2 separate regions of the Homo sapiens genome follow, and region 2 is linked to region 1. A link is a loop called in an ENCODE intact Hi-C map of the cell type or tissue named here. Cell type or tissue: heart left ventricle. All regions are shown on one strand. Links, peaks and the distances in the headings refer to the core of each region. The heading gives the core; the rest is flanking DNA.

Evidence for each region. Peaks named below come from ENCODE experiments on the same cell type or tissue, not always from the same donor. Only the 100,000 strongest peaks of a DNase experiment are listed, where the experiment ranks them.
Region 2: a loop joins it to region 1, with 4 times the contacts of the local background. A loop is called at or near these places in 2 of 110 quality-filtered maps.

What each region holds. Positions count from the first base shown.
Region 1 is chr18:36,500,062-36,502,976 of GRCh38, forward strand. FHOD3 (formin homology 2 domain containing 3) reads left to right here. Exons shown (of 29, transcript NM_001281740.3): 4 at 1,871-1,938. Among named protein-coding and RNA genes, the nearest start is that of FHOD3, 200 kb to the left of the region's middle. RefSeq lists an enhancer at 140-189. In heart left ventricle, for the core only: no CTCF peak of the experiment used is centred there; a DNase peak (open chromatin) is centred at 1,260.
Region 2 is chr18:36,443,708-36,446,622 of GRCh38, forward strand. The region is part of intron 3 of FHOD3 (formin homology 2 domain containing 3); the gene reads left to right. Among named protein-coding and RNA genes, the nearest start is that of FHOD3, 150 kb to the left of the region's middle. In heart left ventricle, for the core only: no CTCF peak of the experiment used is centred there; no DNase peak of the experiment used is centred there; H3K27ac peaks cover 522 bases.

The DNA of each region.
Region 1 (2,915 bases), core at 182-2,681:
AAACCACAGTGTCTGTAATACAGCAAGGGAGGGGGCTGTGTGACCAAGGGCTTGGCAGACCGTGCAAAGGATTTTGGATTTCATTCTGGCTGCGGTGGGCAGCCACTGAAGGGTTTAAATGGGGAAGTGATGTCATCTAGTGGGAGTTTCCACAGGAGCCCTCTGTTCTTTGCCGGAAGGCAATATGTCTGGTAGGGAGACCTTTGAAGAAATGACTGCCAAGCAAATACTGAGCTTTACCTATCTGTGTCCTGTTAAATCTCTCTCAGTGGGGGCCTATCCATTTCCTGGGCCACTGTGAAAAACCAGCATATCCTTTCTGTCACTAGACTTCTGCAAACTCTTCTGGGGCCATTTGTTCCATGCCACTTGCACAAGGGGGGAATGTGGCTCTGCCCTGTATCCCTTTAGGCTAGAATTGAAGCCCGAGGTGGTTGGCCAATGACGTGACATTGTTTTGAATGCCTTTATTATATCTAAACACTTTAAATGATATTTTGCATTCCACTCCATAGTACACATGCTTAATTTAACACAGAACCCATTTTCCTGTAATACTGTCTGTTCCCATTTTACAGATGGAGAATCCAAGGCTTAGAGATGTAAAGTGTTTTGTTCAAGGTCACATAGCTAGTAAATGGTGATACCAGGTTTGGAATGCAGGCAGTCTGATTACTTAGCCTTTGCTCCTGATAATTCCATTCTTCACTGTGGTATCCTAGTGCCTCGAACTGTACCCAGCAGGTTCTCAGTAAACATGCGTTGGGTGATTCTATTGGAAAAGTCTGGCATCGGGTGCTAGGAATGCAACCCTATGCACACCTGAGCCACCTGGATCAGGACCAAGTGTGGGTGCTGGGAGGCTAAGCGGGATGTGTGCTCCTTGGTGTCCTGCATAACCAGAACAGGACTCCCTCCGGTGTGTCTTCAGCACCTCGCAGCACCATCACTCTGGCCAGCTAGTAATTGTGGCATACTCATCTGTCTCTCTAGCTGCATGGTGATCTCTGGAGGATGGGCCCTGTATTAAGCTCACCTCCTTCTTCCTGAGGCCTGGTCTAACTCATATATTTGAAATGTGACTGCTCAACAGTGGGCTTATGGAAGTCAGCCCAAGTCTTCAGCCAGAGAATTCCAAGAGTGGGATCTTTCATCTGCCTTGCCCATGGCCAGAACCATCCTTGAACATGAGTGAGAAAACAGGCCCAGGCAGAGCTAAGGCTGGCTTCCTGCCCAGAGGCCCTCATGTGACTAGAAGGAGCCAGCTAGTCCGTAGAGCTGCCATGCTGCCCTTGGGTCTCCCATGCTGCCTAGGGAACCCTAGGGCCTGAGGAGCGCTCAAGGCAGCCAGCACACCCCAGGAACAGGAGATGCAGAAAGCATGGGGGTGCAGGGCCTGTAAGGCAAGGGAGGCATGAGGTAGAAGGATGGATTCTGTTCTGGCTGCGTGGGTTTTTCTGGGTATAGTTGGCCATCAAGTGGAAATAGTTTATAAACTGGAAAATAGGGTCTGCAAACAGCTGGAAATAGAGATCTGGAGAGAGGAAGGGTGGGAGATGAGGGTGAAAAATCTAGGTGATAGTTGTCAGTGATAGCCAGAGTGGATTTCTACCTGTTTGAGAGGGAATAGGCAAAAGGGCAGGCCCCAAATCTGTCCCATCTACACATTATTCCATGCCACCTGTCACACACCAGATATGTATATGCAACATTCTTCTTATGGTTGGGGGTAAGGTCTGTATCCTGAATGAAATGAATAGGCTTTCATTACCTTTCCAGGGATAGTTTTGTTATCATTCATATCCTGTCTGTGTTTTCACTGTCAATAGAGTCAGTTTAATTAATTTATATGTTTTATTCTTTATTTCAGAAAAACTATACAACTCCAGCGGACGAGATTTGAGAAGGGCCCTCTTCTCCCTGAAGCAGATATTTCAGGTAAATAGGAAAAAAATAAGTACTTACCTGTTTTTACATTGCTGTGAAATTAGATACAGGCAAGCTTCTACCTGTACTTGTTATGAAAAGGAAGGACAAATTTAGATTACAATATTTATATTTAGATTACAATATACATTAGGTCATAATATCAGTTGAGAATTTTTATCATGTCAAATATTTCAAACATAATAAAAAGTAAAGGTAACTTTATCACATATTTTTCCATATTTACTTCTAGTTTTTTTTTTTTTTAACTATTATTATACTTTAAGTTCTGGGACACATGTGCAAAATGTGCAGGTTTGTTACACAGGCATACATGTGCCATGGTGGTTTGCTGCACCCATCAACCCATCATCTACATTAGGTATTTCTCCTAATGCTATCCCTTCCCTAGCCCCCTACCCACTGACAGGCCCTGGTGTGTGATGTTCCCCTCCCTCTGTCCATGTGTTCTCATTGTTCAACTCTCACTTATGAGTGAGAACATGTGGTGTTTGGTTTTCTGTTGCTGTGTTTTCTGAGAATGATGGTTTCCAGCTTCATCCATGTCCCTGCAAAGGACATGAACTCATTCTTTTTTATGGCTGCATAGTGTTCCATGGGGGTATATGTGCCACATTTTCTTCATCCAGTCTACCATTGATGGGCATTTGGGTTGGTTCCAAGTCTTTGCTATTGTGAATAGTGCTGCAATAAACATACATGTGCAAAGCCTATTAGAGGTATAACTGAAGACCTGTGTTATGCTCCCCCATCCCAAACAACCTCTTTCCACCCTACCCCCACATGCATGTTTCCTAATGGTAAATATTCACCAACAATATGTGATATTCTTTTGTATGAACTGTATACATATGTGATCATGTTGCATATATATCCTACTTCTGCTTACTGAGAATGGGATAGGTGTAGGCATAGCTGGTGTAGCTCTGATTGAAGATTGCATTGGATGAATAAAACACAAGTTGTTT
Region 2 (2,915 bases), core at 279-2,778, 56 kb before region 1:
AGATCACGGAGCTAGGAAATACAGCTATATACAAATATATGCATATTTACTTTCCTGTCTCTATTAACAACACTGAGTTTGTACTGATGTGACCTATTTTAATCTGACCCCACAGACCTTAGTCTAGTCTTTCCCTTTTATTTGTAGCTCCTCTCTTCATCAATAAGAAACTCAGCTTCCATTAGCCACAATGTTTGTTTATTCAGTCTTCAAATACATATATTTTCAGAATTGTTAACCTATGTGTCTGTAGAAAAAACTCCCAAGGCAGGCAGATCACGAGGTCAGGAGATTGAGACCATGGTGAAACCCCGTCTCTACTAAAAATACAAAAAATTAGCCGGGGGCAGTGGCGGGCGCCTGTAGTCCCAGCTGTTCAGGAGGCTGAGGCAGGAGAATGGCGTGAACCCGGGAGGTGGAGCTTGCAGTGAGCCGAGATCATGCCCCTGCCCTCCAGCATGGGCGACAGAGTGAGACTCCGTCTCAAAAAAAAAAAAAAAAAAAAGAATTGTAAATTTTTTTCAAATCTGAGCCTTCCAGTATCTAGCCAAGATGTTTTTCAGAGTTACTTAAGTTCTCTTTCTTTCCTGCCCCCTTCAGTGTGGTTATATTATTTATTTGTAATACAGTTAGATTCACAAAATGGAGTATGTTACTTCTCATACTCCATTTTGGGTTCTCCTCATATCCTGGTTGATTTTAATTGTTTATTTTTTGAATATGTGAGAAGCATAAGCATGGTTTTAGAAATCAGAATTACACAAAGAGGCAGACCAGAGAAGTGTGAATTACTCCTCACCCCACTATCCTGTTCTCATTCCCCGCTTCTTTCTTTCTCCCCCTCTTCTTTCCTTTCTTGTTTCCACTCATCCTCTATAGATAACTAGTCTCCTTTCTGGTTTATCATTCTGTTATTTCTTATTGCACAAATGAGCAGATATGTGGATATTTTCTCATTGCCTTTTTTAACACAAAGGGTAGCATGCTATAGATTTTTTTTTCATTTTCCTTTTTTAAACTTTAACATCCCGGAAATCACTTCATATAAGTTCAGAGAGATATTTTTTATTCTATTTATGACATCTGCATCATATTCCATCATGCAGATGTATTATAGTTTATTCAACAACTCTCCTATGTAATGACATGTAGGCTTTTAATATTTTGCAATTACAAACAATGCTGCAAAATGAATAGCCTCATGCATGTGTATTTTCACGTTGTTGGAGGTATATTGTCAGGGTAAATTTCTATAACTAAAAGATAAGTCAAAAGATAAAGTACCCATGTAGTTTAGATGTTTCCAAATTTCCTTCCAAAAGATTGTAGTAAGGTAATCTGAAGAAGACAGGCTGTGATCTATGTATGTCCAGGTAGAGGGCATGACAACAGTTAGTGGTTGTAGAGATGGGCATGGGTGGCTCTGTTGGAAGGTGGGGGACTTCACTTACTGCTTTTTCCTCCTGCTGTCTTCTAAAGGCATCAGCACAGTAGAGCAGAAAGAGAATAGGCTTTGAGGCCAGTTCAGGACTTAGATAGTTAATCCATACCTTTCCAGGCTCTCTAGGGGACATATGAGCTGCTGCTTGTGGTGGTAAATTCAGTGATCTCTTCTGTTAGGAAAAGAACATGAGCTGGTGATGAGGTGTGGGCTAAAAACTTCTGGGTTTTAGGCCTGCCTTTGAGTTTTGGCAGTATGATTCTTAAGCAGGCATTTTATTTAACCTCCCTGAAAAATAAGAATAATAAATTCTAATGTATGGAAAGTACTTTTCATGGTGTTTGGCGGGGTCGATGTGGTTGGACTGAGGAGTAAACAAATTGTAAATGGAGTGGTACCCTGTGAAAGTTATTTCCCTTCTCTACTCCCTAATTCTGTTCAATTTATTTGAAGTAGGAAGAGATATTCTAAATCATTCCATTGACCATGAGGCAGTGTTTAAAATTCCTATAAAAATGAGCTTTGCTTTACCTCAATATTTGATGGACTGGCTAAGGGTAGGATTATGAAGGTTTGGGCCTCTGTCTCATCTTGGGTTTTTCTTTCCATTCGAGGTTGCCCCATTGGTGGGTTCCAGAAATCATGGGCATGTCCAGGTAGTTGCAGCGAGGCTCCCTCGCTGCGGTCAGCCACAGCCATCAGGGTTATAGTTTCCTGGATCTTTACCATAAGTAAGGTTGAAGCGGAAGTTGCCATTTTCTTCTAAATAAATTCATTGAGAAACCTTGATCCTACTCCAGGATTCTCCAGGGTTTTTTGTTGCATCCAAATCAGTAGGGCTTCCCTCCAGGTCTCCGTTGATGAATGGATTCCCTGGCCCCTGTCCTGGGTTAGGCTTTGGAGACAGGAACTTGTTGCCAGGACAGCAGATAGAAAAGGATTTAAGGTCACCTGAGAAATAGTCCACAATTAATTGTGCTGTGAATACAGGGCTCTTCCCCAAGGAGCGAGCAAGTGTTTGAAAACCAGACCTCGTGGTAGGCTGTGGTCCTCCACGGCTGGCGCTCAGGGATGCTGAGCACTGGCAATCTGGCCTTCCTCAGTGCATAAGGGCCCTGGGGGCTCTCAGAATGACAGGTCATCATTAGTCGCGGTGAAATCACCAGCAACGTGAGGAGCCAGCCACGGAGTCAGGCTGGCTTTTAACTGCTTTAGATCTATGTATTAATTTCTCCTACTCAGCAGCCCAAGCCTCTGCGGACTTTTTTTTTTTTTTTGCTTTTCCAGTGCGCTGTCTCGTCAGCATTGGAGACTGCTCCCAGAGAGGTCAGGCCTAATTCCTCATTGGCAAGTTTTGCCACACTTTAATCCACATGTCCCAGATTGAACCCTTTTTGAATGGAAAGGCTTTGCAAGTCAGTAAGGGTCTGCAAGTAAGTAGAGAGAATTGCGGGAGGAGCTGCAGCTGGGGAGG